Regions from separate parts of the Homo sapiens genome. Here region 2 is linked to region 1. A link is an interaction called in ENCODE POLR2A ChIA-PET data of the cell type or tissue named here. Cell type or tissue: Panc1. All regions are shown on one strand. Each heading gives the region's core, and the rest is flanking DNA. Links, peaks and the distances in the headings are about the cores only.

What was found. ChIA-PET counts read pairs that join two places held together with the same protein. Peaks named below come from ENCODE experiments on the same cell type or tissue, not always from the same donor. Only the 100,000 strongest peaks of a DNase experiment are listed, where the experiment ranks them.
Region 2: POLR2A ChIA-PET joins it to region 1 with 18 read pairs; 3 of 35 experiments call an interaction of 5 or more read pairs at or near these places.

What each region holds. Positions count from the first base shown.
Region 1 is chr1:200,042,693-200,058,588 of GRCh38, reverse strand. It overlaps NR5A2 (nuclear receptor subfamily 5 group A member 2), which reads right to left. Exons shown (of 8, transcript NM_205860.3): 3 at 14,697-14,815; 4 at 13,005-13,146; 5 at 9,771-10,417. It also overlaps the pseudogene RNU6-570P. Among named protein-coding and RNA genes, the nearest start is that of NR5A2, 23 kb to the right of the region's middle. RefSeq lists an enhancer at 9,390-10,329. In Panc1, for the core only: no CTCF peak of the experiment used is centred there; no DNase peak of the experiment used is centred there; H3K27ac peaks cover 697 bases.
Region 2 is chr1:200,527,438-200,543,333 of GRCh38, reverse strand. It overlaps LOC107985459 (a long non-coding RNA gene), which reads left to right and starts at 12,295. Exons shown (of 3, transcript XR_001737816.3): 1 at 12,295-12,390. RefSeq lists a silencer at 7,539-7,608. In Panc1, for the core only: a CTCF peak has its summit at 7,327; a DNase peak (open chromatin) is centred at 7,539.

The DNA.
Region 1 (15,896 bases), core at 6,695-11,694:
GAATCGCTTGAACCGGGAAGGCGGAGGCTGCAGTGAGCTGAGATTGCGACACTGCATTCCAGCCCGGGCAACAGAGTGCGACTCTGTCTCAAAAACAAAAAAAAACAAAAAACCAACATAATAAATGTATGTATCTTCGGGTAAACTTACGAAAAACCACTCTCTTCGGTAAAAAATAATACAAGTCCTTTAAGACCTGTTGGAATATGGTAAAGAGGTGAGCATATTGATAATGGCAATTATCAATTATAAAGTACTTTAAATATCCTGCTCTTGCAGGTACAACATGCTGTAAACAGGGCATTTAGACAGGTGATAGTCAATTCATAGGAGATGGTTCTGTTGTAGGCTTTAAAAAACAACACTACTGAACCATTGATGAAAGGCCAGTTACATCCATGCTCCCAAAATGAAAGACAGAGACCAGGACCAAAAAAATGTATATGGAAGTTCTTTGTAAACAGTAAAGTACTTTACTGAAAGTACAATTTGGCTGAGCGTGGTGGCTCACATCTGTAATCCCAGCACTTTGGGAGGCCAAGGCGGGTGGATCATCTGAGGTCAGGAGTTTGAGACCAGCCTGGCTGACATGGTGAAACCTTGTTTCTACTAATAATACGAAAATTAGCTAGGCATGGTGGCGCATGCCTGTAATCCCAGCTACTCGGGAGGCTGAGGCAGGAGAATTGCTGGAACCCAGGAGGTGGAGGTTGCAGTGAGCCGAGACTGTGCCATTGCACCCCAGCCCAGGCAACAAGAGTGTAACTCCATCTCAAAAAAAGAAAAAAGGAAAAAAAAGCACAATTACGGCCAGGCGCAGTGGCTCATGCCCATAATCCCAGCACTTTGGGAGGCCGAGGCAGGCAGATCACCCTGAGGTCAGGAGTTTTGAGACCAGCCTGGCCAACATGGCAAAATCCCATCTCTACTAAAAATACAAAAATTAGATGGGTGTTGTGGTGCACGCCTGTAATCCCAGCTACTCGGGAGGCTGAGGCAGGCGAATCACTTGAATGCAGGAGGTGGAGGTTGCCATGAGCCAAGATCGTGCCACTGCACTCCAGACTGGGCGACAGAGTGAGACCCTGTCTCAAAAAAAAAGAAAAAAAATTGATTTAGCAAACTTTTACGAATCAATTAACTTGACATCTCTATGAGTCATTATGACTGACGGACGTATCCTCCACAGAGAACATGTTATACGAGAGCGATGGTCTTTTACTCCCACTCTGACCAAATGACCATACACTGTGCTCTCATCACTGGACTGTCCTAAAGATCAAACTAGAAAATGGCCTGAAAGCACCTAGCACTAGAGTAGGTGCTTAGTGGGTACCCAAGAAAAGTTACTTCTCTTCTCCTTTACCATATGACCTAGAGCAGAGCAAGGAAAATGCTCACGTCTGTACCATTTTCCAACAGGTCTTAAAGGACTTGTATTACTGAAAAGAATGGTTTTTCATAAATTGACCCAAAGATATGTAAATTCATTATGTTTTCTTTTGTGTAATTAGAGAAGGTCATCGTAGGAAACTGAATACAAAATAATTCAGTACATCCTCATCAGAACAGGAACAAGGGCTTGCTCTTGGCTGCCGAGGCTTAAGCCTCAGTTTGCAAAACCAGACTATATCGAACAGGAGGGACACAGAATGAGGCAGTCAGGTATGCGGTAGCAGTGTGGTCCTACTCTCACTGTTCAGATTCAGACACCTGACGATGGCCAAGCTAGTTAAACATGGATTTCTTGGGTGTGCCTCGCTATTCTCATGTTCTCCCCATGGTTCCAGTAGATAACATACAGGTTAATACGAACAGGACGCTCATAAGACATGTGAACAAGCAGACCCAGTGTGAAGTTATGATCATCACTACTCTCTTACCAAATATCCCAGCGCCCCATGGAGGATATGTTTCCATGGAAACTATTAGTGCTCAACTACGCTGAAACCATAAGTTTCAGGGAGCTTAAACTGAGTTTGCAGTTTGTAAATGTATACTCAACGAATAAAGCAAATTTACTTCTTTTTAAAAGTAACAAAAAAAACTCTAAGGACAAAAACAGATCAGGATTGGCAGGGACTGGGGTGGGGAGAGGAGTTTATTACAAAGGGACACAAGAGAATTTTAAAGTGTGAAAGAGCTGTTTTATCATTTGTACATTAAAAACAGTAAATTTTAGGGAGAGTAAATTTTACCTTAGTAGAAGTAACTAATGCATGGGAGTTTTGAGGTGACTGGTGTACTTTCAAGATATCCCAGTAAAGAACAATACACATCCCCACAGTAAGTGGGCATGTTCCACTGCCCCACAGTGAGTTGGCCATAGCACAAACAGGCATTGACTGAGAAGAGCTGATTCTTTCAGTGAATTGTGAGCAAGAAGAAAGCTCAGAAGAAAGCAAGAAGAAAGATAATGGCTTTCTGAGTCTACAATAGACACATGCAATATACGTATGTAAGCAAGAAAGGCTGAAATAACATAAATTCTCATCCAACACTATCAGCCACACCAAAGCCTTCTGTTTCAGGTCTGCTTGGAAAAAGATATAAAAGCAGATGCTTAACACCTGAAGAGACCTTAGAGACCATGAATCAAACCTGCTGATTCCAACATTCTCTCCAAATTCACAAAGACAGAACACTTTCATATCTACCTTCAGCGGAAGAAAAACCAGTTTTATCATTTCCTTGTAAACCTATGCAGGTTCGATTTATTTCATTCTGGCAACTTTGTGATGAGTATGAGAACTGGCAATAGATGGCTTAATGTGCCTTGAGATCAAATTTTGATTGGAAAATTTTCATTCATTGAAAAATTTGACTGGAAAACAAACTTTAATGTTTATTTTCTTTGTGTCATCCTTGTGCTTCCCAGATTAGCTACTTTGCATCCAGAGAAGTGAAAACAAAGGTAAGTAAAGTGGCTATTGCTCTGTGACATCACATGGCAATGAGGAGTGCTCGTGTTGGACCCATGATTCCTGACCCCAACTCTCAGGAGAAGGCAAAGAACAGCCATATGGCAAGTAAATGTGGTAGACACCGAGCAGGATCCTCTCTCTCAGTTTCTCTTTCTCTCCCATAGAAAAGTAGGGCTGGCTGGGCACAGTGGTTCACGCCTGTAAACTTTGGGATGCCGAGGCTAGTGGATCACCTGAGGTCAGGAGTTTGAGACCAGCCTGACCAACATGGAGAAACCCCATCTCTACTAAAACATACAAAAATAAACCAGGCGTGGTGGCAGGCGCTATAATCCCAGCTACTCGGGAGGCTGAGGCAGGAGAATCACTTGAACCTGGGAGGTGGAGGTTGCAGTGAGCTGAGATTGCACCATTGCACTCCAGCCTGGGCAACAAGAGTGAAACTCCGTCACAAAAAAAAAAAAGTAGGGCTGCCAGGCACAGTGGGTTATGCCTTAATTCCAGCACTTTGGGAGGCCAAGGTAGGAGGACTGCTTGAACCCAGGAGTTCCAGACCAGCCTGGGCAACGTCGCAAGATCCCATCTCCACAAAAAATAAAAAATTAGCTAGCGTGGTTGCATGCGCCTGTGGTCCCAGCTATTTGGGAAGCTAAAGTGGGAAGATGGCTTGAGGCCACAAGGTCAAGGCTGCAGTGAGCTATGATCATGCCACTGCACTCCAGCCTGGGCAACAGAGAGAGACCCTGTCTTAAAAAAAAAAAAGTAGGACTAAGTAAATTTACTAAAGAATATAGCTTAAAATTGGGGCAGATTCAATAAAGTCTGAGATTATAGGCCTGCATTGGGAAAGGTAACTGTGATTTAGGAAAAAGGATCTAGAATGTTAAAAATAGATAAATAATGCTGCTCAGATAGCTTCCATAATTGGCTAGAGAAAAAAGAAGGTTTGCTCCTCCCCTTGTGCCCTCGCTTTAGATAAAGCTATACTTAAAAACCAACTTCAGCATGGCTAAATTCCTTTGGCACAAACTCCCTGAGTCTCTGAGACCTATTTTCCACAGAAATGCTAGTTGGGAGTTTCAGTCAGGATTAATTTAGATTTTTTTTAATACGTACATGTATCAGAATCATTCACCGAGGGGAAGTTCTTATATATCCATTCCCAGAATTCTCTTAAGACATCTGGTCTCATTAGAAGATCAAATAGATCCTCCAGATTCATTAGTTGTTTAACAAAGTGGGAATTATTTTCTCACTGCTCTTGTGTTTGTGAGATATTCAAGACACAGGTGAAAAAAAAAATAACTGAAAAAAAAAGCCAATCTTCTTGACTCACAAGGACAGCTCTTTCAGCAGAATACAAAAGTCTCGAATTAGCTCTTAATTTCTAAAAACACAAGGAAACAGTCAAGAGCATAGGTCACTCAACAGATTTGGTTTAAAGATCAGAAAATTTTATTAGTGGCTCACCTATCACCCGGTTACCATCCTGTGTTCTCTTTTTTATGGACAGTTTCATGAATGCCTGTGTCATCTTTGTGCAGGGGGTCATGCTAATCTCTGTATCTTTCCAATTTTATTGTATATGCTGCCAAAGTGAGCTCCCTGCATTCTTTTTCTGCTATCTCGACAAGCATACGTAACAAGAAACCCATACTGAACATGCCCAGCTTCTAGTAGAGCACAGGATATAATCGTGTTTGGCCGCTTTAACGGCAGAGCACAGCCCATATGCCGTCACTGAACCAGATTCACCTGGAGAGTAAACTATCCGCAGAGGGTAGGGCACTAGAGAATGCTTCAGAAACTCAAGGCCCAGAAGTGCTGAATCCACTGTACTGAATGATACCCCAGTGGCCTGAAAGAATTATTGTAGCTTTTTAAAGTGACTCATTCACTCCCACGGGGTCATCTGGACTCAGGGAAAATCTGTCTCACTGATTATTAGTGATTTGGTAATTGGATGGTAGTGATGGGCTTCTGATAACCTAGAGATTTGCTTTAGCTTCACTGGCAAAGGACTGTTTTCTTTGGAGTCAAAGATTACACTGCCTCTTTGTGTGTGTGTGTGTGTGTGTGTGTGTGTGTGTGTGTGCGTGTGCATGCTGGGGGGGATGAGGGAATGCGTACAAGAGGACTGCTTCTTTGAACCTGAATCTACCAGTCCCAGTTCTGCCATTCAGTAGCTGGATAATCTTGGGCAGATTACATTCCCTTCTGCCTCAGTTTCTTCATATGTAAAAAGAGGTAGGGTCAAATGATCTCAGTGATCTCTTCTAGCTCTGAAAAACCTTGTGATTTCTAGGCAATGAGTATCTTTTGATGCACATCTGTTGTTGCAAAAGCTACAAGTTTCAGAGTATTAATTTCATCTTTCTCAAGCCATTATTTTGGATGAAGACCAGAATTGTCCTTTACAAGTGTGTTAAAAAAACAAAGCAGCTCGCTTATATGTGTCCTCTAGCCCTTTTCCCTTTCATCTTCCAGCTCTGAAATTCCACGGTTTCTATGAGAGTTGGGGAGTTGTAACTTCTTCTTTTTCATTCCAATCTTTTGAATGAAAACCAGAATACCTTTTTTTGCACCTTGTAGATGTATAGAAAAACAAAACAACCTACCAAATTTCCTGGCCCTTCTGTTCCCTTAACTAGTAAACAAATGAAATTCTCTTTTTTTCCTATGTGGTAGAGAGTGTAATTTGTCCTGAGAGAGTGAGCAAGAGGTAGGCCGGGTGCGGTGGCTCATGCCTATAATCCCAGAACTTTGGGAGGCCAAGGCGGGCGGATCGCAAGGTCAGGAGATCAAGACCATCCTGGCTAACACGGTGAAACACCGTCTCTACTAAAAATACAAAAAATTAGCCGGCGTGGTGGCAGGCACCTGTAGTCCCAGCTACTCAGGAGGCTGAGGCAGGAGAATGGCGTGAACCCAAGAGGCGGAGCTTGCAATGAGCCAAGATCGCACCACTGCACTCCAACCTGGGCGACAAAGCAAGACTCCGTCTCAAAAAAAAAAAGAGAGTGAGAAAGAGGTCATTTCAAAATTGCCTAATTAGGAGCAAATATGTGATTTTTCATCTTTGGGTTTTAGAGGTATAAAAAATCTGTCCAATAAGTATATCACTTGATAGGTAATTTGCTGTGAAGTTACCAAGGAAAAGGACAGATATTTAATGAATAAAACAGGCACAATGGCTCCTGTCTGTAATCCCAGCACTTCAGGAGGCCAAGGCAGGAGGATTGCTTGAGCCTAGGAGTTTGAGACTAGCCTGGGCAGCAGAGTGAGACCCCTGTCTCTACAAAAATAATTAAAATCAAATTGAATAAAAAAGAGCATTTATCTTCCCAAATGATATTTTAAAATTACAACCTTTACAGAAAGATAGGGTGGGGACTCAGGCTGTGGGTTTCAAAGATGTCTTATAGGCCACGCCAGGAGGAAGAGACCTTTTTCCGGAGTTATTATCCTTAATTGTAGCAGGTAGGCAACGCCAATGGATGGCCGATAAAACCTCCTCTAGAGCAGCAAGTTTTCCTGAATTGCAGGTCATGCCTCATTAATGGGCCGTGAAATCAATTTAGTGAGTCGTGACCAGAATTTTTTTAAAAACATGAAATAAATTAGACTAAAGTAGAATAGATAGAAAATATCAGAGTGCGTGGCTTGTAGGTTATGTACTATCTGGTGAAACTTTGGTTTAGTTGTGTGTATGTGTTTGTATGTTTGTGCATCTCTGTGTGTGTGCGCCCGTGTGATGTGTTTGGTACACTATGTCCTGCCATAAAATACATTTCCTACTGTGGGTCATGATTAAAAAAATTGAAAGCCACAGCCCTAGAGATGTCTCAATCCTGGCTTCAAATGAGTTGGTTTGCTTTCTGACAAAGTAAATTTATAAACGAAAGGAAAAGGAATTCTTCCAAATGTCAATAGTCACCTCCCAACTCTCTACTGAAACTATCCTTAAGTTTTTCTGAATTCTACTCTTTGTTCACCAAAAAATACTTGAATCACTCCTGGTCAAAGTAAGCCCAAGGCAAACTGTGAAGTGGGTCAAAATTATCTTTCTCTTCTGGGAACATCTCCCACCCCTTGTAGACGACCCTCACGTTTGTACTTTTTTCCCTTTTCCTTTTTTCGTATTCTATGAAAGACTGATAAATGCATTAAACAACACCGTAATTGATTGAAAAATGCTTTTATATGCCCCATTCTCAAAGATATTTATGTTTTAGCCAAATATTTAACCTCATGCTATATAAAGAAGTCACTGTAAAATTTATCCACAGAGGAGGGAAAAGAGAGGAATAGTGGAAAAAGTTTTCCCAGCCTTCTTAATGCCTTACAGCCGCTAGCTGTATTTACTTCATGTTTCCTTTTTTACATGAAAATAATATGCATTATTTCTTTCCTTGTTGATTTGTAAAATATATTTTTATTCTCTGCGGCTGTCTTTATTTTTTAAAATAATTATTTATGAAACTGTCTTATTATAAACTCTGAGAGGAAACATGTTGTTTTATTCAACGTTGTTTTTACCTTATACCCAACTTACCCCTTGGCCAATTTTAGGTCCTTAATTAGTACTGATTAATAACTGTTAATTATAACAAAATCATACTACTCTATAACACATGTAATAGTTTTTGCCAATGTTAAACTAAGAGACTATAATTGCATTGTTTTGATCCTAAATATAAAAATTATGTAGATTCTGCACATTTTTCATAAAACAACAGTGATAACATCAATTTATTTATTTATTTATTTTTGAGATGGAGTTTCGCTCTTGTCACCCAGGCTCGAGTGCAATGGCAAGATCTCGGCTCACCGCAACCTCCGCCTCCCAGGTTCAAGCAATTCTCCTGTCTCAGCCTCCCTAGAAGCTGGGATTACAGGCATGTGCCACCAAGCCCGGCTAATTTTTTGTATTTTTAGTAGAGACGGGGTTTCTCCATATTGGTCAGGCTGGTCTCGTACTCCTGACCTCAGGTGATCCGCCCGCCTTGGCCTCCCAAAGTGCTGGGATTACAGGCATGAGCCACTGCACCCGGCCCCAGTAATATCAATTTAAAACAGCACCACACTTTACTGAGTATGTAGTATATGCCAGACTCCCGGTACTGGGTGCTTTATCTGCATATTCTCATTTTCCTTTGAAAACCTCCTCAATATAAGTAGTTACATCTGTGCTCCCAATACTCCTCCACAAACACCACATATACAAGTTACACATGAGAAAAACCAAGGCTCAGAGAATCTAACAACCTGCCTATGAAGACATAATTATTAAGCAGTTCATTTGATTGTAAAAAGTCTGTGTTTTCCTCATTTTTACATTACCTAACCTTTCGACAGTATCTAAAATTATCATTTTAATTTTCATTTTCAAATACTTTACCTGTTTGATTAAGGACACAGTTTTGAATGTAAGAATATCAGGAAAGTGTTTGCATGGTTTGTTTTTTCATGAAAAATGTTCTGATTATCATAGAGTGGTTACAAACCCTAACACATACTCGGAAAATATCTGGCCTAATTGTGCTAACGCAGTGCATTCTGCTTGCCCTTTGCAGCCTGAGATATCCTTCAGCCATTTTTAAGCGTAGCAATAAAGGACGTGGAAATAAAGAGCTGGATGTGTCCACAGTCTTAACAGCGTGCTGATGGAATTTTATCAACTTATTTAGGTCTGTTCAGGTAACTTTTTTGCTTCCATGTACAAAGAACAGTGCTTAATGTAGACTGCTATGAAAGCATTATTTTCCATTTGCATGTGGCTTCCACATTCCCCAGACCATCTACTTACACAGACGATTTTTAACAGTAACTCTTAAAATTAAAAGTCGGCTTTGCATTTTCCTTCTCTCAGAAATTTTACAATCAATCTCCTGTCCTAGGTAATCACAAGTCACAGATATTTAGCAGCCACATCTCTCCCCGTTACAGCAAAAGGAAGAAATTGATTTTGTGACAAAATATACTTGGAAATCAAATTCAAGACTCACTTTTAAAATAGGAATGAAACCACTGACTACCAAATGTGTTTTGGTAGCCCCTCTTAGATTCCAAACTTCTAAATAACTTTCTCACATTCATTCAGACTTAAGTTTCAGGAAATAAAATAATTATTAATTTAAACATAGATCCCTATACAAACAAGTACTATGTTTACAATGTACCAGTCCACTAAAATCAACAAGACATAGATTATGAGAACTACAACCCAAACCAAGTAAACTAGCACTCACCATTTGCCCATTCCCCATCCAATGACAGTAAACATCCTATTGGAATCTGCTACGAAAACAAAGGCTTTACCAACCTAATGTCAAGGCAAACAGTAGTAAATACCTACTTGATACTACTAACCAGTGGTATCATTTTCATTCCTTAGAGTCTAAACACTACTAAATGTTGGCATTTTTTCCTTCAAAAGAAACCTTCAAGATGACACCATTATAATATAGCTCTTTACATGGTAATTTTCAAGAAAAATAGTTTACTAGGCGCTATTTCACATTGACTTGAAATGTTTTAAGCCACAAACCATCTGAATTAAAAGGAATACAGATATTCTACTATTTAGAAAAAAAAGCCCGAGTTTCCTATACTTTATGTTAAATGCCAGCCCCCCCAAACTAAGAGCTACACAAAATCAAAGCCCCATAAATTTAAGCTGCCACAGTCCTGAAGTCAAGGTAATAAAATTACGTCTACTCTGTAAATCATACAAAGTAGAAAATTAAGGAACACATATTTTCAGCACCAAGAATGTATTAATTAGGAACATAGTTAGGTCTCTCTTAAAAGGGGTGCTGTAAGTTGTAATAGCTGGTGGCATACCTTAAGTTCTCTGAAGAAGATACTACTCCTGGCCCACTCGACAATGGAGAAGAGAGTTTGATCTGCCATTTTGCACATAAGCCCAAAGGTGCTCAGCTTTTCGTGCTTGCTTCGGTTAGCCTGCTCTTGCTGCAAATAGGCCATGATTTTAGCCTGGACTTGAGGCTCATCTGGCTCACACTTCAAAAGTTCCAGTATCAGATGTGGGATGCTTGCTGGAGAGCTCGTCTGGTAACTATCCATATATGAATAGCCCATTATGGACTCGGGTGAGCTGGTATAGGGGTCTGGGTACTCAGACTTGATGGCCCGGCTAGGAAAGTGGCCATATGTTTGGTAACCTTGCAGGCTGCCGTGAGGGGGCATTGTCATGCTAATGGGGGATGTTACAAAGGGACTTCTGTCATAGTCTGTAGGAGGCAAGGCAGCATGGTTCAGAGGTAGGCCTTTGGAGGCAGAGTGGATGTTTTGAATTGCAGAGGAAATGGTCAGGTCAGAGGGCATAGCTTGGATCACCTGAGACATGGCTTCTAGCTTAAGTCCATTGGCTCGGATGAGGGCTTTTTTCTGTTGCTTCAGGGCCCTGTCTCTCTTGTACATTGGCCCAAACTTATTCCTTCCTCCACGCATTCGGTCGGCCCTTACAGCTGTTGGGGGTGGGGTGGGGGGAAGGAAGGAAAGGTATAAATAAGGTGCAAATTATTAGCATTCTTCAGATATTTAGAAATGTAAATCGACAAGAAGTGGTATGTGTGTGGTTGTTTTCGTTACAATAGCCCACAAAGATTTCCCAAAAAACCATGTCCTCTTTATTTATGAATTCCTTCCTCCAAGTGTGTGTCGTCATCAAAAAAATACTTTGGCCACATAGGGACATATTAACCCTTTTGTGGATGGAGGAGAGTTCATAATTTTTGTTAGACATAGAAATATTTCACATAGGCGTGGTGCGGTGGCTCACACCTGTAATCCCTGCACTTTGGGAGGCCAAGGCGGGTGGATCACCTGAGGTCAGGAGTTCAAGACCAGCCTGGCCAACATGATGAAACCCCATCTCTACTAAAGATACAAAAAATTAGCCAGGCGTAGTGGTGGGTGCCTGTAATCCCAGCTATTCAGGAGGCTGAGACAGGAGAATCGCTTGAACCCGGGAAGTGGAGGTTGCAGTGAGCCAAGATCACACCACTGCACTCCAGCCTGGGCAACAAGAGTGAAACCCCTGTCTCAAAAAAAAGAAAAGAAATATTTCACATTGCTAAGAAAGAGTATCAGTCGTTCTACTAAGAGTATATGCTTTTATTATGCCAGTTCCTTATGGAAACCCAAACTGCTTTGGGGTTTTCTTTTGCAGGGGTGTGGAACTGAGTTACCCAATTTTGGATTAAATTGTGAATACTTTCCCACAAGATACCTTCCTCCCTGAAAGCCATTTTGGCCACCTTGTTGCAATAACAAAAGGGGTGGGGACATGTTCTTGGAAAATCATGTTCACCTGGACTTGATGAGCCCACATCAGATGACCACCAGTTACTGCTTTTAATTTAAGTAGAATTGGACATAATTAAAACAAATTCATTTCAGAAGCTGTCAAGAGAGTCTTCTGCGACAGTGGTGTGTGGAGTCTGCGGCCATGACTAATAAGTTAGTTAGCAGTTCCCTCTAAGTCCATAGTGGCCAATGGCAATTAGACAGAAACTAGAGACCTCTGATAGCTTGTGACATATTGAACTTGCTGGAGGTTAAGTTTTTGAGCTTTTTATCTTGGATTAGTATCACATTAAAAATTTATTGTAAATTCTAAGTATACAGAATATTGCACAAGATTATAAAGAGTTTTTCATCTGGATGATAATTTATTGAATATTCAGTTGTTTCATATCACTCCTAAGGAAGCATGAGCATGTACCACAAGTGATTTACAATTGTGAAAGCTTAACTTAAAAAAAAGAAAGTTTAATTATTTAAGGTAAAGAAATGCAGCCTTATTATTTTTGTTGAAAAGGAATTAAATGACATCATGCAAAATCACAACATTTACTTATCTTCTGAGTCTCTTACTGTATGTAGTAAGCATCTACCACAATATTTTGCTATTTGGGAAATAATAGTGATTGGTAATAAGAAAATTAATAAGCATCAATTATTTCCTTTCATGATCTCTTAAAAATGATACTGACATTAACAGTCCTCATAATAACCAAAGTGGCTACCTCTGTTCGGAAGAAGCGTGTTAGCTATTCAGCAGATTTATATGATTTTTTTTTTTAGTATTTCTATCAAGTATGAGTTCCATATAACAGAAAAGTTCCAAATAAAAATAGCCTGTGCCTCATTGATCAAATAAAATGCACTCTTGTATCTAGCACCATCGGTGATATGTATCCCTGTTATTGCTTTATTTGCAGTATATTTAATCCATGGAAAGCAAGCAGGTCAGAGGCTAGAAAGCAGCAACATACCATAGTAGTCCATGAACTACAAATTATTTACAGCAGTCACATATTAACTTTACTGCCTGCCAATCTGTACATTGTAGTATAGGGTCTGCTCTTTCAACAAAGTTCAAGTGTGGCTTTTCAGGAGCCACTTTCTTGTTCTTTTCAGACCTTTGCTAATGATTTAATAGTTCGTTATTTTTCATGTTTCCTGATTCTCAATTTTTTATTTTGCAGCCTCAGTCATTATCTTTTAAAAAAATACATTTCTACACTATCAAAGATAATATCCTACATGAGAAACTCCTTTTCACCATTAAAGGCTTTAACTCTTAAGAATCATGAAATTAGTAGTTAACACTTGTGACAAGCACACCTCTTTTAAAAAGAATTGAAATCAAACTTTTCCAAGGGTATCTTGATTTAAAAACTCAAAGAATATTTTACTTTTAATAGTTTTACAAATTATTCTTGTTTTCAGTTGGATTGCTTTAGTCTTATTTTCATAACCTGATCTTTTTCCCTTTTTTGTGTCTAATGCATCTGCTCCCCAGACTAAAAAAAAGGGGGTGGGCAGGGGAAAGACAACTAATATTTTAAATTTTTTTCCTAGTAGATTTCACCATGATTAAATGAGACTCAGACTATTCTGCAGATGAAACATAGAAAGATCTTACAGTATTGTCGGTAGTGTTAAAATGCTGGGAAAATAATGTTACCATGCTATAAGTACAATGTTGTTTTACAGTTCATGTCCTTGGAGAGTTTTAATAGGCAGTAGTCTTTAGAAGAATCTTACCTTCTAGCTTCATTCCAACACTTAGACATTTTTGAAAACGACAGTAAGGACAACGCTTTCTCTGTGTTTTGTCAATTTGGCAGTTCTGGTTTTCTATACATGTGTACCTTTTATTATTTTGGACTGTTCGCTTAAAAAATCCCTATAAGACAGAGAAAATAGTGAGACGTATTATAAATCTAACACCCGTCTTTTCCATTGTTTCATTTTAAGAAAATCACCAGTAAATCCTCTCATTGCACTATTTGAGCCCTTATGTGGTTCTGTGGTTTATTTTACATTTCAGCAACATCAACCTTCCCAAACTGTGCCAGGCCATGGTGGAGATTTTTCTGGCATCAGTTTTATTCTTGAAGAATTACGTCAAATCCTGGGGAGATTTGGCTACCCACCATTTTATCCCAACAGTCAGAAAAAATACACTCTATATAGATAAATTTTTTTTTAATCTATTTTCCTATTATCCCACATGTTCCTGATAGAGGTACTCATGAAGTCCTGGCATTGTTTTTAAGTAGTCTGATATAATTTCAGTGATAAACCATTGCAAAATGCCAGTGGAAAAAACTGAATAGCAAAACACCTCAGATTTTTTTTTTTTTTTAACAAATGTCAACACTGGATAGTTAAAAGCAAAAGGATTTAAAGAGTAAAATGGGAAAATGCTCATAATTCCACTGGAATACATTCAAGTATGGGAACTGTTCTTAAAAAGGCAAAACTAATGGAAGGAAAAAGCATGTATCACAGATAGCTGAATTGTAGCACACAGGGTATGAGCTTTCCTTATATTTTATATAAAAGAATTAATCAAAAATAAAATGTGTAGCTTTATAATATGAGATTTACCAGGATAGTATTCATATTTAACCCACTTGCCACAAAGAGAAACATTCTTACTTTGTTATAGAGAATGGAGGGATTTTCCTGGTGGTGGTTTAAGTAATTGTACTGAGTTTTCCACTTAAAAACAAAAACAAACAAACAAAAAAAACTTTGAAAAATAGTGAATATTGAATTTACTGGGAATGTATTAAAAAGTCCTGAGATAAATTCTTAAAGTATAATTTATATTTTTGGTAACAATATAGCATATTTTACATATTAAAATCCATGCACTTAAATAGGTCATATATTTATAAAAATTATTATATTAAAAACTAAAATCTGATTTCTTGGTCTTTATGATATAAATTTCAAAAAATCCTTAAAATTATTTTGGAATAAATCAAGATGAAATCACACAGTTGGGAATTTAGGCTTTTATGTCTGTGGATAAAGAATGTTTAGACTTATAGCACAGAAATACTCTGAAGTTAAAATGTATTTGGGAAATAGTTTGTCATATTCCCTTTCAAGAACAACGATGCTTTAAATATATATAAGTCAAGCAAAATCAATATTTAGGACTGTTAGAAATGGAAGTCTTTCTACAGCTATATCACTTTACTACAATAAAGTATTTTAGAACCATGAGACTGGCAAAGTTTTCTAAACAGCATAAATTTCTTTGCCTTTTGAACTAAATCAGACACACACTTCTAAGAATCATCTCCCTAAGACTCTCTCTTTCTCCCTCATTTTTAGTTGAGTCTTTAAAAAAGGAGCCTAAATTTAGCTTAAAAGAAGTAATCCACTGGTTTATTTTGGTGTTGGACATTATATTTTTCAGGTAGCAATGTGTGAGCAAACCTTGCAGCTTTCACAGGTGAGGAGCCCATAATGGTACCCAGACACTTTATCTCCACACACGGGACAAAGCTCTTCCAGATCTTCATCATAGGAGTAATTCACCATTTTAAATTGAGACACTGAAACAAAAAGAGAAATGTATACACATATTCAATTAATTTACATGTAGGTGTTAATCCTGCAACAAAAAGCATTTTGGTGATTGCTGGGCAAATATCACATGGTAAAATATAAAATAAAAACAATTTTTAGCAAGGTCTTACTGAACTATTTTTACAAGTAAAACATCTTTTGTCATCAATAAGCATGGACCTCATATAATTCCATGTGCCACAAACAATTCCAACTTCTTTTGTTAACATTTTAAACTGACCGCTTTTAAACACAAGTCTCATAACTCCACAAAGCAACAAATAGAGACATGAATTGCATAAGGTGACAGTTTAGAATTTCTTTTAAATCCCTATGAAGTTAAATTCCAAAATGTCACCTTCGCCTAAGGTAGAGAAACAAGCGCAGGCTTTATTCCCTCCCTCTTGAAGTGGTTTGCTGCAAGTGCACCTTGCTTACAGGGACAGCAGCACCAATTTGCAAACTCTGTCCGACAGAGAAACTGAAGCCCCAGAAACCCGCTTCTCAGCAGCAGCCCACTTTAACTAAACAGCCTGAGGCTCCCAACTTTCAGATCTGTTAGATAATCGAAACATTCAGTTCCGTATTGACAGTACTTTTCTATTCTGGATACTTTCATCTCCTTACGTTTGAAAATCTGTGAAAATAAAAAGAAGGAAAAAGAAAATAGAGGACGCCCGTACGGGGAAAAATACCAGAAGAGTAAAAGACACACAGAAGGGTTTTGGTTTCAAAGTATTGAAGCCCTGTAATGAACCTCACATGTTTCCGATCATCATAGCAAAATATAAACACCTCGAGATCGCCCTATTAAAGTTAAACAGAAATCAGGCCGCCACGACGCGCGGCGCGGCTCACTGCCGGGATCGGGTAACCGCCTTGCTCCGGACGCAGACCCACGAAGGCGTCTTCGCAGCTAAAAAGATGACAAACTATGCACAGGAAGGGCAGTGACCAGGAGACCCCAGGAAGTGCCTGATCCGGTATTTCCCGGAGACTCCACATCCACACAGGTCAAGTATGGGAGCGCGGGGCGCGGGTGGGCGGGCACCCGCAGGTCTGCGCAGC
Region 2 (15,896 bases), core at 5,140-10,139, 490 kb before region 1:
CGTATATAGAGATCTTTCTTTCTTTTTGCATTTCTCTCAGTTTCCATATCCTCCCTAACCAATAGGTTGTCACATTATCCTGAGGCTAAGTGATTAAGAAATGTGAAGAATGGGCCGGGCGCAGTGGCTCACGCCTGTAATCCCAGCACTTTGGGAGGCTGAGGTGGGCGGATAATCTGAGGTCGGGAGATGGAGACCATCCTGGCTCTCGATCTCGGTGAAACCCCGTCTCTACTAAAAAATACAAAAAATTAACCGGGTCTGTTGACGGACGCCTGTAGTCTCAGCTACTCGGGAGACTGAGGCAGGATAATGGCGTGAACCCAGGAGGTGGAGCTTGCAGGGAGCCGAGATGGCGCCACTGCACTCCAGCCTGGGTGACAGAGCAAGACTCTGTCTCAAAAAAAAAAAAAGAAAAGAAATGTGAAGAATGTGTCCCCATTGCCAAGTAAGTTCACGTTGGCCCAGAATACTTGACCAGAAACTTATCACAAGCATAAGCACTCAAGTGATATTCACACAGATTAGATTATGGGAAATCCCTTCTGAAGTAAAATAAAATGTATTAGACACTAAGGGAAATTTCCAGAACAGCAACCCAAGTTCCTACTAACCCATGTGCAAATCAGCAATGAGTTTCTGAGTTATTTGCAGAGCGGTACTTTCAGAAGGGTCTTCACAAGAAAAACGAATCATCTCTGGAGCTTCTGATACTCCTTGGTCTTTCTGCAACATGGCATCCTTAATTATTCCCTCATCTGCTCCAGGACATCTCCCCTCCTCTCCATCTTATCCAGTCCTAGCCATCCCTCAAATTCTACCTCCTTTATGAAAATCTTTCAATCAAATATGCATGGAATGCCTGTGGTGTGCCCTGCCTGCCACTGAGACTCTGAGAATACAATGGCTGTGAGGAAAGGTAGAAGGTTCCAGTCCTCTCTCTCTCTTTTTTGAGATAAGGTCTCCCTCTTTCACCTGGGCTGGAGTGCAGCGGCATGATTATGACTCACTGTGGCTTTGAACTCCTGGGCTCAAGCAATCATCCCACATCTGGGCTCAAGCAATCCTCCTACCCAAGCCTCCCGAGTAGTAGCTGGAATTACAGGCATATGCCACCTTGTCCAGTTAATTTTTTTATGTAGAGATGGGATCTTACAATGTTGCCCAGGCTGGTCTTGAACTGGCCTCAAGCAATCTTCCCACCTCAACCTCCCAAAGCACTGGAATTACAGGCATGAGCCACCGTGCCCAGCAAGGCCTCTCTTTTTGTTTGTAGGTGGCCATCTTTTCCCTGTCTCATTACATTGTCATCCCTCTATGCATGCCTGTCTCCCAATTGTTCCTTCTCCCTGCTTTTTTTATTTTTTATTTATTTATTTTTTTTGAGACAGGGTCTTGCTCTGTCTCCCAGGCTGGGGTGCAGTGGCGTGAACATGGTTCACTGCAATCTCAACTTCCCAGGCTCAAGCAATCCTCCTGCCTCAGCCCTCTGAGTAGCTGGGATTACAGGCACATGCCACCACATCTCATTTTGTATGTGTGTGTGGAGACAGTGTCTTCCTATGTTGCCCAGTTTGGTCTTGAACTCCCGGGTTCAAGCGATCCTCCCAACTAGGCCCCCCCAAAGTGTTGGGAGTACAGGTGAGAGCCACCGTGCCCAGCCAGGCCTCTCTTTTTGTTTTGCAAATGGCTGTCTTTTCCTTGTGCCTTCACATCATCATCCCTCTCTGTATGTCTGTCTTCCAATTTCCCCTTTTTATAAGGACACAGTCATATTGGATTAGCATCCACCCTAATGACCTCGTTTTAACTCGATTACCTCTGTAAAGACCCTGTCTTCAAATCAGATCACATTCTGAAGTACTGGGGATTAGGACTTCGACATATGAATTTTGAGGAGAATACAATTCAACTCATAAGAGGAGACATAATAAACCTAGTTTTAGATTTGTTGATGTAAGGGATCTTGGCACCGCCATGGTGTGATATGCCCTGGAAGGTGAGAATATGTGTGAAGGGGGCTGCTTTGTAGGTCTTTTATATTCCCGTACTGTGGCATAGCTCTCCTTTTGTCATACAAACCTTGTCACTCTGATAAGTGGATACTTTGCCTCAGGGGAGTTTAATGAATCATCTACTTCTCTCTCTCGCTCTCTTTTTTTTTTTTTTTTTTTGAGACAGAGTCTTGCTCTATTGCCCAGGTTGGAGTGCCGTGGCTCGATCTCGGCTCACTGCAACCTCCACTTCCCAGGTTCAAGCAGTTCTCCCTGCCTCAGCCTCCCAAGTAGCCGGGATTACAGGTGTCTGCCACCATGCCTAGCTAATTTTTGTATTTTTTTTTAGTAGAGACGGTGTTTCACTATGTTTGCCAGGCTGGTCTTGAACTCCTGGCCTCAGGTGATCAGCCCGCCTTGGCCTCCCAAATTGCTGGGATTACAGGCATGAGCCACCACACCCAACCAGCTGAATCATCTACTTCTCATAGTAGTTTCATAATGTAAAGATAAGCACTCTCTCCCATTTTACCAAAGAATAAACAAAAAATGTAGATAATTTTAACTATTTGTCCAAGATTGCACAGGCGGAAAGAATTAGAATTAGGTCTCAAATACTGGTTTATAAACTCCAAATGTTACACTTCTTTATAAATCTTCATGGATGAAACAGTGATGGTAGGAAGAGAGGGTTGAATGATGAATGGAGGAATGGGTGGGTGGACAAGTGGGTGGATAGATGAAAAGGTGGATGGTTGGTTGGGTGGATGGATGGATGAATGGGTGGATGGGTGGATGGATGGATGGATGGATGGTTGGATGGATGGATGAGTAGATGGGTGGATGGGTGAATGGATGGATGGGTGGGTAGATGGATGGGTGGATGGGTGGATGGATAGATGGGTGGATGAATGGACAGGTGGATGAGTGGATGGGTAGATGGTTGGGTGAACGGGTGGATGGGTAGATGGGTGGGTAGATGAATGGATGGGTGGGTACATGGATGAATGGGTGGATGAATGGATGGATGGATGAGTGAACTGATGGCTAGATGGGTGGATGGATGGGAGGGTGAATAGATAAATGGGTGAATGGGTGGATGGATGGGTGGGTGGGTGGAGGATGTGTGGATGGATAGATAGATAATAACAAGAGCTTGCATTTGTTGAACACTTACTATTAGGCAACACTTACTACTACTAAGCTAAGCAGTGTATGTGCAACTGCTCATATAATCAACAAACAACTCTATGAAGGAGGTACTATTGTTAACTTTACCAGCCTAGTTAGAGAAACTGAGACTTGGAGCAGTAATTCTTCTAGGTTACAGGGTGAGGAAGTTGGTAGGGCCCAGATTACAACTCAGGTTTGTTGGAGAATTTTGATCCTCTCTGCTAATTAATGCAGTATTCTGAAAGTATAGATACCACTCCCAGACTCAAATCCTCTCTGGTTTCGTTTGAGCATGTAATTAGTTAGCAAGCATTTTTTTATGTTTGTTTGTTTGTTTTGAGACAGGGTCTCACTCTGTTGCCCAGATTGGAGTGCAGTGGCTGATCACAGCTCACTGCAGCCTCAACCTCCCAAATTCAGGTGATCCTCCCACCTCAGCCTCCTGGGTAGCTGGGACTACAGGTGCCTGCCACCACGCCCAGCTAATTTTTTGTACTTTTTGTAGAGACGGGGTTTCTCCATGTTGGCCAGGCTGGTTTTGAATTCCTGGGCTCAAGCTATCCTCCCACCTCGGCCTCTCAAAGTGCAGGGATTACAGGCATGATCCACTGTGCCTGGCCTGTTTGTTTTTAACTGTAGGTGGGTAAGACTAAACCAACTCCCAGAGGGAAGCCCCTTCCTTTCTTTGCCCCTCTGATTATCTGTCCTGCTGTCACTCTCTATACCGTCATGAAGCCATGAATGTGCTTTTCAAGAGCTTTAAAGCATTCCTGTTTTAAATATCTCATTTTTTAATCTGCCCCAGGCTTGTCATGCTGCTTTGCATGCTCAGTTTTCTTCAAATAAACTTTTTAATTGAAGCATACCAAATATATAAAATACAGAAACTATATGTGTCCTACAAGAATTTCCACTCTGTGAATGCATCAGTGTAGTTGCTACTTAGATAAAGAAACAGAGTATCACAAACACTGGAAGCCCTTCTGATGCCTGCTCCTAGTCATTGATCCCAAAGGTAACCCCCACCCTGACTTTTAACACCATCATTACTTGTGCCTGTTTTTGAGGTTTCTATAAGTAGAATCATACCTATGAACTCCTGTGTTTAACCTCTTTTGCTTAATATTATCTCTGTGAGATTTAGGTTGTTATGTATAGTGGTAGTTCATTTTCCTTGCTGTATAGTATTCCATTGTATGACTGTCACAGTTTATTCATCTAATAATAAATTAGACTTATTATTGCATTAATAATAAATGGTGATAAATTGCTTGCTTTTTTTTTTTTGGATCTCACTCTGTTGCCCAGGCTGGAGTGCAGTGGCGTGATCTCGGCTCACTGCAACCTCCACCTCCCAGGTTCAAGCAATTCTCCTGCTTTGGCCTCCCAAGTATCTGGGACTACAGGCGCACACCACCATGCCTGGCTAATTTTTGTAATTTTAGTAGAGATGGGGTTTCACAATGTTGGCCAGGCTGGTCTCAAACTCCTTACCTCAGGTGATGCACCTGCCTTAGCCTCCCAAGGTGCTGGAATTACAGGCATAAGCCACCATGCCTGGCCGATAAACTGCATCATTGACCATCCTTCCTATATCCATACCCTTTGTCATGTAACTCTTCAATGCCTTCCCACTGTGGGCACGGTGCAATTCCCTGCATGGGTTTGACCATGTGATTTGCTTTGGTTACAAGGATATTAGCAGAAGTTATGCCATCTTGAAAAAAATGCTCTGAAGATTTGTTTTGCTAGCTCTTGTCTCTCTGCTGTTGCCATGAGACAAAGAGGTGCAAGCTGGTCCTAGGAGCAGGATGAGAGATGTGTAAAGCAGTGCCTCCCCTGAACCCTCCAGAACCCAGCCTAGATGAGCCAGCCATAGAAGCATGAGCTAAAAAATATGCCATTGCTGTATGCCATGGGGATTTGTGTGGCCATAGTTAATTGACACTCCATTCTACAGTTGATGGACCTTGGTGTCATTCTCTGTTTTTGGTAATTACAGTAATGTTGATATGAACATTCTGGTACATATCTTTTGGTGCACACATCTACAGTTTTCCCCATTGCTCAAGAATGTAAAAATTAATAACATGTCCTTATGCAATTTCCTTTATTAATTTTATTATGAAATATATATCCAAAAAGTAAAAGTAACATCTATGTGTCTTTGTTTTCATCTAAGCCTCTGGAGAGATTTACAGTAATTGCAAACAATAATTTCTATGGCAAAAGTGGTTAAGACCTCACTCTTTAACGGTGTGTGCAGCTGCTTACTTTCCTGCAAATAGAAGGCCTTGGGAGGCCAGTGGGAACATGGCCTGGTGGGATCTAAGTTGTTTCTCTTTGCCTCTACAAGCTAAACCAAACCCACTTTGAACTTGTTCTCTCCCAGTTGGTGCCCTTGTCAGGGCCATACATCACCAGCATGCTTCCCCCAGATGACCACTTCAACTATACATCATCCAAGTGAGCTGGGGCTCTCTTAACGTATTGCTCTTATACATCAACAAAGTGAGCTGCGGCTCCAGGAATCTATTAGTGTAATACACCACTAGGGTAAGGCATACTGATAGAGCAAAGCTGGTCGATCTGTGAATTGTAGATATCTAGGAGTTCGGGTCAAGAGAGTAATGCAGATTTCAGGTTGGATTGATGTGGCTATGAATGGTATTTTATGATATAAAGTTTACCTCTGATTTAGAAAGTAATTTAACGTGGGTGACAGCTCAGGTTCGGGCTAAGAGAGGTCGACATGGTAGATATCTGTAACTCTTGGAAGATGTGTTTCAGGAATAAATTACTGTTCTTGATACTTTTATTTCATTTTGCGATATGTCACGGGGGGCACCAGAAAATTGGCCTGGGAGGAAAGTTTTGCACATAAAGCAAAACGGGCTCATTCTGCTGCCTGCCAGGTAAATAAATATGAGGGGAGTGTGGCCTTTGGAAGGCTCAGTTACCATCTGTTTCAGTTGGTCAAAGCTGCATTCTCAGGGTCTTGCTCTTGACCTAATGTTTATGTAACAAAGCAGCACAGCAGTTACAATGCATAAATTGTTATCAGTTTCTGCAAGACTCCAGAGATCAGAAGAATTGTAGCGTTTAGGCAGAGGAACAAGGGAATACAGAAAGTACAATGACCAGACCCCAATGGGTGGTTCAAATAAATTAGGCCCCACATCAGGGGCACATAGCTACATTTGTTGCTCAGGACAGAAGCAGCTCTGTTCTGTACCATAGGCATAACAACCATATGCATAACTGACAGCTTCTGATGAGACATGGAAAGAATTTTCTGGAGACTCTCAAGAGTTACCCACAACTTCATTAGCTATAAAAACAATGGTAGCAAACACTTACTAAATAATTATCCATTGATTCACTTAATGCTCACAACAGCCTTATGAGTTAGGACCTATTAGCTGTCTCTGAAAGTTCAGAAGAGTGAAGCACAGAAGAGTTGAGGGACTTGCCCTATGTCACACAGCTGCTACAGGTAAATGATGAAGATGGGATGAAGCCAGGTAATCTGGATCCAGACTTTCTGCTGTTAGCCACCAAGAGCAGAGCCCCAAACCTAGCTGCACATCAGTATCACCTGGGTAGCTTTTTTTTTTTTTTTTTTTTCTGAGACAGAGTCTTGCTTTGTCTCCCAGGCTGGAATGCAGTAGTCGCAATCTTGGCTCACAGCAACCTCCACTTCCCAGCTCAAGCAATCCTCCAGCTTCAGCCTCCTAAAGTGTTGGGATTACAGGCATGAGACACTGCTTCCAGCACTGGGTAGCTTTTTAAAAATACTAACACCTGACTAGGTGCAGTGGCTCACGCCTATAATCCCAGCGCTTTGGGAGGCTGAGGTGGGAGGATCACTTGAGGTCAGGAGTTCGAGACCAGCCTGGCCAACATGGTGAAACCCCATCTATACTAAAAGTACAAAAAATTAGCTGGGTGTGATGGCTGGTGCCTGTAACCCCAGCTACTAGGGAGGCTGAGGCATGAGAATCACTTGAACTTGGGAGATGGAGGTTGCAGTGAGCTGAGATCGCGCCACTGCACTCCAGCCTGGGGACAGAGTGAGACTCCGTCTCAAAAAAAAAAAAAACAACCCTGACTCTCAGAGATTTTGATTTATAATTGGTCTGGGGTAGGAATGACCTATACATAGGTTTTTGCAGCTTATTTTCTATTGTGCAGGCAAAATGAGAAATAACTCGATATCTGTCAATAAATGGTACTTATTTTTATTATAATATTTTAATGCAAATACACCTGAAAAGGGCAGAAGTCACTTTCCAATCAGCAAGTGCGAGGCAGTGCCACCTGGGTAGTGAGTCACTCATTGGCTCAATGGCAACACCCAGAGGCAAAGTAAACAACTGCAGATTACTATGCGTTGCCTAGCTTAGACATCAGATGCCAGCTGCCTCACAGGGCCTAATATAAGTCATGGGCCCCTTTTAAAAGTAGAAAGTGGGCTGGGCATGGTGGCTTATGCCCTGTAATTCCAGCACCTTGAGAGGACAAGGCAGGAGGATCATTTGATGTCAGGAGTTCGAGACCAGCCTGGCCAACATGGTGAAACCCTGTCTCTACTAAAAATACAAAAATTAGCTGGGCATGGTGGTGGGCGCCTGTAATCCCAGCTAGTTGGGAGGCTGAGGCAGGAGAACTGCTTAAAAGAAAAAAAAACCCTGGAGGCAGAGGTTGCCGTGAGTCAAGATTGCACAACTGCACTCAGCCTGGGCAACAGAGTGAGACTCCACCTCAAAAAAAAAAAAAAAAAAAAAAGTAGAAAGACTTTAAAAGTAAAAGTACTTTTAAATTTAACACCAATTTTTGGAAAGATTTTAGAAATTTCTGCTTATCTCAAAGGCAATGAGTATTTTGTTCCAGTGGAGATGCCTTACATAGTTCATATCAGTCGTGATAGAGCTTGTGTTCTGTCATTTCAGGCAGCTGAGACAGAACCACGTGCCATTTTTATAGGGGCTCCCTTCCCGTGGGTGTGCCCACTCGCCCCTGTGTGGGGAATCTTTTTTTTTTTTTTTTTTTTTTTTTTGAGACCGAGTCTCGCGCTGTTTCCCAAGCTGGAGTGCAGTGGCGCGATCTCGGCTCACTACAACCTCCGCCTCCCAGGTTCAAGCGATTCTCCTGTCTTGCCCTCCCGAGTAGCTGGGACTACAGGTGCGTGCCACCACACCCAGCTGATTTTTTAAATTTTTAGTAGAGATGGGGTTTCACCATGTTAGCCAGGATGGTCTCTATCTCCTGACCTCGTGATCCGCCCGCCTCGGCCTCCCAAAGTGCTGGGATTACAGGCGTGAGCCACCGTGCCTAGCCCCTGTGTGGGGAATCTCAATGCTGCCTCGTTCTAGTTCTCACTGCCTGACAACTCCAATCTACACTGCAGGCCAAATGGAAAATGGCACAAACCCAACTCATTCACACATCCATTTGGCATTTGCAACAAAAATCAGGAAACATGGTCATTCTTCAAGGGTTTTCTATGTAATGAGGACAGAATGCAGATACAAATTAACATCTTAATATTACAAATTCTTTGAACAGTATATTAATGTTTCTTATGCAATATAACCAGGTGAAATTACCTGAAACTGACCATTAAGCTTTTCGATGCTAATACAGAGTGTAGATCTTTCTGTGCAACATTTGATTTTAGCCCAAAGCTTTAAACCCTATTAACATCTAAATGCTGAATGAGGCTATAAAATATGCATATATAATTTTGGGAACTGAAACAGATAACCTTTTAAAATATAATTGATGACACCTGTAATCCCAGCACTTTGAGAAGCTGAGGTGGGCACATCACTTGAGCCCAGGAGTTCAAGACCAGCCTGAGCAACATAGCAACACTTCATCTCTACAAGAAATACAAAAAAATTAGCCAGGCATGGTGGCATGTGCCTGTAGTGCCAGCTACTTGGGAGGCTGAGGTGGGAGGATCAACTGAGCACGGGAGGGTAAAGCTCTAGTGAGCCATGATCATAACACTGTACTGTAGCCTGGGCTACTGAATGAGACCGTGTATCAAATATACAAATAATTGAAAAAATCTAAGATGCCCACAAAAATCTTAATTTCATAACTGTTCTGATATGCATTATATATAATAGTTACACTATATCCGATAGTGATAAGTGCTATGGAGAAAAAAAAGACTGCAAGGGATAGAAAGTGCTAGGGTAGCCTTGTGCGGTGGCTCACACCTGTAATCCCAGCACTTTGGGAGGCCAAGGCGGGTGGATCACCTGAGGTCAAGAGTTCAAGACCAGCTTGGCCCACATGATGAAACCCTGTCTCTACTAAAAATACAAAAATTAGCAGGGCGTGGTGGCAGGCCCCTGTAATCCCAGCTACTTGGGAGGCTGAGGCAGGAGAATCGCTTGAACCCGGGAGGTGGAGGTTGCAGTGAGCCGAGACCTCACCATTGCACTCCAGCCTGGGTGACACAGTGAGACTCCGTCTCAAAAAAAAAAAAAAAAAAAAGGAAGAAAGTGTGCTAGGGTCATATGAGTAGGGGTTGCTATTTTATTTAGGGTGGTCAAGGAAGACCTCACTGATAAGATGTAAGAGCAGAGACCTGCAAGAAATGATGAAGCTAGTCATGTGGATACCAGGGAAGAGCATTGGAGGCAGAGGAAACAGCAAATCCCAAGGCTTGAGACAGCATGGGGTCCTAGGCGCTCAAGCTGAGTACATGCAGGAGTGGCAGCAGATGAGAGTTCGATTAGTAAGGGGAGAGGACAGAGCACAGAGGGGCCTCATAGACATTTGTAAGGACTTTGGTTTTTCTGTTGTTGTTTGTTTTGTAGAGACAGGGCCTTGCTGATTTTGCCCAGGCTGGTTTCGAACTCCTGGGCTCAAGGGAACTGCCTGCCTCAGCCTCCCAAAGTGCTAGGATTATAGGCATGAGCCACTATGCCTGGCCAGGACTTTGGATTTGACTCCGAGTAGAGAACCACTGGAGGGTTGTAAGTAGAGGAATGACAGATCTGCCATTTTTTTTTTTTTTTTTTTTTTTTCAGAAGATTCACTCTTTCTGCTGTATGGGGAATAGACTGTTGGGGCTAAGACCAGAAGTCAGTAGATATACAAGAGGAGACAGTGGTGGTCATCAAGTGTTGTCCTCCCACAAACTCCAATAGACTATTCTCCAGTCACACAGGACCAAACTTACAGAGTTCATAAAAATGAACCTTTGGCAAGGATGTTATCCCAGCACTTGAAATAGTTCACATACATATCTGGGGGTCAGGAAGTCTTCCCTTGAGGCTCTGTTGAAGTCTAAGCTTATTAAACAACCACGAAATATTAGAAACCAGTACCAAGATCCAACTAGGGAGCAGTGTGGGATCCACAAAGTTTGGGACAATTGGCTGTGTTTTGTAAAGCAGGAACAAGTTATCCATATTGGTGTCAACGTGACCATGGATTAAAAGTCTTGAGTATGGTGGCTCACGCCTGTAATCCCAGCACTGTGGGAGGCCGAGGCGGGTGGATCCTTGAGACCAGGAGTTTGAGACCTGCCTGGCCAACATGGTGAAACCCCATCTCTACTAAAAATACAAAAATTAGCCGGGCGTGGTGGTGGGCACCTGTAATCCCAGCTACTTGGGAGGCTGAGGCAGGAGAATCCCTTGAACCTGAAAGGTGGAGGTTGCAGTGAGCTGATATTGCACCACTGCACTCCAGCCTGGGTGACAGAGTGAAACTCTGTCTCAAAAAAAAAAGTGTCTTCAGTATGATAAACCCACACAGGAAGAATTGATTAACTGTTGTTAATTAGATGACAAGAACAACAAAGTCGAGTGGGCTTTGTGGAGTGTGCTACCTGAGAGTCCATTTGGTCAGGGACCTAACTGGCCTGATGTGATCCCATAGTGAGGGAGGGAGCAGGGGAAATGACTGCCTAGTCCTCACTCTCCTGCCTCCCTCCAGACTCCCCCTGGGGCCAAATCCAACAAGAAGCCAGACAAGGCAAGGGAACCCCCTGGAATGGGCCATATGGTTCAGCCTCCCCAGCATACAGCCAAGTGGAAGAGGATTTAGTTTAGACCCAGAAAAGCAAGCAATTTCAAGGTCCTATTGGGAGTGTGGAGGAAATGCCCTTCCCAGTCTCTTCCCCCATTGGAGGGGGAATTCAAGAATTAGGATAGAGAGGCCAGGCATGGTGGCTCACGCCTGTAATCCCAGCACTTTGGGAGGCTGAGGCGGGCAGATCACTTGAGGTCAGGAGTTTGAGATTAGCCTGGCCAACATGGTGAAACCCTGTCTCTATTAAAAATATAAAAATTAGCCAGGCGTGGTGGCGGATGCCTGTAATCCCAGCTATTTGGGAGGCTGAGGCAGGAGAATTGCTTGAACCTGGGAGGCGGAGGTTGCAGTGAGCTGAGATCGTGCCACTGCACTCCAGCCTGAGCAACAAGAGTAAAATCTCCATCTCAAAAAAAAAAAAAAAAAAGAAAAAAGAAAAAAAAGAATTAGGATAGAGAGATTGGGCATAGTGCCTGCCTTCCAGTGTGAAATTAATGGAATAGGACTTTGTAAGGAACGCTAGGTGGGATAGGGGACAAATGTTTCATTCACGTAATAAAGTCAAAGTCATGTTAATAGAGGAGTTGATCTTGAATGAAGACTTGATGAGGCTTATTAATAGGATTGACTTTCCCTTTTCCTAAGTGATAATCAAAGAAAAACAAATGGAGGGGAGGGAATCTACCAAACTGCAACAAGGAGAAAAGGAATCACCCCACATCATTTCTTCCCTGCCCCTTTCCCCTCCCTCTTGGGACTAGAAGCTGCTCCATCTCCTCTACCCAGCAGCGAAACAGAGAGGGAGGCTGGGGCCCACCCTCCCACCAGAGGCTGTGAAAACATGCAATACCCGTGAAACCTGTTCACTTCTGGGGGAAAGAAAGTCTGCAGAGAGCGGAAGGAGACAGGTCTTCAGAAAGAGAGGGCATAAAGGGAAAAGGCCCTTTTGTCTGTTGCAGGAGGAGGGAGACTGTGTGAAAGTGACTTAGCACTGTGCCCAGGTGCAAAGTTAGTGCCAAATAAGTGTTAACTGTGGCTTTCTTTCTTCTCTCTCCTCTCTCTCTCTCTCTCACACACACACACACACATGCAGGCACAAGCAGATTCTACTACAAATACCTGTCTTCTGCTATAGGACCATACTCTCACCTGACATCATACTCAGGTAAGTGACATGGGCGAGGTGTGGGAGACTTTAGTAGTGTCCTCTCTGAGATCTCCCCGGGATAGGGCATGGTAAGGCAGCATAGATGCCGATCTCACCAGCCATTACAAAATGCAAAATTTTGCTTCTTTGGAGGTTTTGGCTTAATGTGGGCTCAGTTCCACTGCACCTCTATGGAGTGCAGAGGATGTGGTGGTGTGGCCTCGATGCTTTGAACTAGCTTGAATGCAGGAGCCCAGGGCCCCGAGGAAGGATCACAGCTGCACTGTGGGGAAGTGGGGGGTGCAGCTGCTTAGCTGAGCAGAATGGGAGTGGCTGCAACAGCCTGTAAATGTGCTTGATTTTAGGGTCTTTATCCAAATAAAATATGGCTTGCTGACAGGTTAGGGAACACACCTCACTTCACACATAAACCAGCACTGACATGTTCATTTATTTCTGTAAGGTTTGCAGTCACCTAATGGGGTCGGGTTTACAGGGTGGCCCTTTAGCCCCCACATTTTTTTTCCCTATCAAGTCAAGAAGACTGAAATTCCTGTTGCAAACACCAAAGCCTCTAGGAGAGGCAGAAAAATGACATAGAGCACAGAGCCAACCAATGCAATCCACAAAAATGAGAGTGTATATGCTTAACCATTCCGGAAATATGATAAACACATTTATTTTATTTATTTATTTTTTGAGACAGAGTCTCACTTTGTTGCCCCGGCTGGAGTGCAGTGGCACGATCTTGGCTCGCTGCAACCTCTGCCCCCCGGCTTCAAGTGATTCTCCTGCCTCAGCCTCCTGAGTAGCTGGGATTACAGGTGTGCACCACCACGCCCAGCTAATTTTTGTATTTTTAGTAGAGACGGGGTTTTACCATATTGGCCAGGCTGGTCTCGAACTCCTGACTTCAAGTGATCTGCCTGCCTCAGCTTCCCAAAGTGTTGGGATTACAGGTGTGAACCACCATACCTGGTGGATAAGCACATTTAAAGAGATGCCCACACACTCACATACTGCCTGACATTGTTCATTAATCTTTACAGGAGCCCCTTAAGCTCACCATTTTATACACGGAGAAGAGGTTAAAATTCACACAGCTAACAAGGGCCAGGGCTGAGATTTGAACCTAGTGCACTCTGGTGAGAGGTCTCACCTTCAAACATCCTACCTCGCTGCTGGAGGTGACCACTTAGCAATATTTGCAAAAGGTGCTACAGTTTAGTAAAACAGAAGTGCTTCCTGATTACCTTCCATTCTTGTTAGTCATTTAGGGGTCTGCCAGCTTTTATCACTGGTTAAAATGGTAACCACTTTTCATTCTAAATGAATCCTGCCCTCTAATTAGGAGCTTTAGTAACCTTAGAAGGTGATCTAATGCAAGTAAAATTTAAAAAGATTTTTCACACTTCACTTTTAAAATATGAAATCATGCAGGCAGCTTTGAACCAGTTTTATAACTGTTAGGTTTCCCCCCAGCTGTATAATACCCAGGAAATCAGGCCACCTCACCTTTCTGAGCTTTCAGAACAAACAAAAACTCCAGTAAATCTGGCTTGCTTTATGTTAGTGGCTCTAATTACAACTGAGGGGTCCTGTTCCCCTCTTGCAGCCTCTTTGAGACCTTATGTTAATGGGAGAGCTTCACAGAGTCACTCGTGGTGTTTTCAGTTATGCAGTTTTTTGTTTTTTTTTTTAAACCTGATTTTCTGCTGACACTTACTATTTCTTAAAGTGGCTTTACACTTCTCTTCTTTTGAGTTTGAGCCATGGATGGAAAAACCAGGCAGCTAGTTGTCAGCTCTGGGCTTGGTCTTTATTCTTTGAATGATGCTCCTTAGTTCCCATGGGCAAGGACAAAGCAGGGGACTGTCCTGGGCTGGGACAATCACTCACAGCCACATGATTCATGTGCTCAGTCCAAGCTGGGCATGGCCCAGTGGCGGTGATTTTCATTTGAGTAGACCCGGCTTCGATAAGGATACCTGGAGGGCAACCAGCCAGCTTTTGTGGAGACAATCCCAGAATAAGGTAACTGATCCCACACTAAAATAATGATAGAGTTAACTTCCCAACTCTTTAAAGCATAAGTGCAGTTTGAACAGAGAGTTACTAAACAGAATTCAATGATAGCATCATCCTAGTTCCCTTAGCAAAGACCACATGACGTCTAGGACCAATGAATCACAGAACAGCGGAGATACAAAGAACACGAAAGTCATGCGCTACACCTCTTTGTTTATTTTATTTTATTTTATTTTATCTTTATTTATTTATGTATTTATTTATTTATTTATTGAGACGGATTTTTGCTCTGTCGCCCAGGCTGGAGTGCAGTGGTGCAATCTCGGCTCACTGCAACCTCCGCCTCCCGGGTTCAGGCAATTCTCCTGCCTCAGCCTCCCAAGTAGCTGGGATTTTTGTATTTTTAGTAGAGACAGGGTTTCACCATGTTGGCCAGACTGGTCTCGAACTCCTGACCTCAGGTGATCCCCCTACCTCGGCCTCCCAAAGTGGTGAGATTACAGGTGTGAGCCAATGTGCCTGGCCTATTTTATTTTATTATTATTATTTTTTGAGATAGGGTCTTGCTCTGCTCTCCAGGCTAGAGTGCAGTGGCACAATCAGGGCTCACTGAAGCTTCAACCTCCCCAGCTCAAACAATCCTCCCACCTCAACCCCCCACCCACATACGCCTGCCACTGAGTAACTGGGACTACAGGTGTGTACCACCACGCCCGGCTAAATTTTTTTTGAATTTTAGTAGAGATGAGGTCTCACTATGTTGTCCAGGCTGGTCTCAAACTCCTGAGCTCAAGCGATCCTCCTGCCTCAGCCTCCAAAAGTGCTGGGATTACTGGCATGAGCCACTGCACTCGGCCACTTCTTTATTTTAAAGTACCCAAAGTCACATGGCCAGTTGGCAGTCCAGCAGGCACAGTAGAATTCTTGTGTGATTGGCTATAAATGTTGTGTCTCTAGGAAGTAGCATAAGAAATCACAAAAATGCCTTCAGGAGGGGCAGTAGAAAGGCATCGTGTAAAACAGCTGAGCCTCAGGAGGATGGGCTTAATAAGACATGATTGACAGCCAGCCAAATATCTGTGGCGTGCCTAATGAAAGGGCTCTGAGTGTCTCTGTCATCTGGAGTATGGTGGGGCACATTTTTCCTTAGAGATTGAGGATGGATGGCCACGGTAGCTGAGAGTAGAATCCCCAGTCTGAGAAGCTCCCGAGTGTCTTGTACTGAACAGTGATTTTTTTTTTTCTGTCTAGCATCCCTCATGCATTTGGTGAACTGCTTTTTCCTTATTCTAAATCATGTGAACCTGATTCCAATTGCAGTGTTCCATCCTTGGCCATGGTCATGTGGCCTAGGCCTGACCAAGGAGAGGGAAAAAGAAACAGAGGCCTAAGGATGTCAATTGACTTCCTGGATCCAGCTGTGTCTGAAGAGAGGATTTGCTCTTCTGGACTTTTGGGTTACATGAGGCAATTAAGTTTCCATGACTAATAACCAA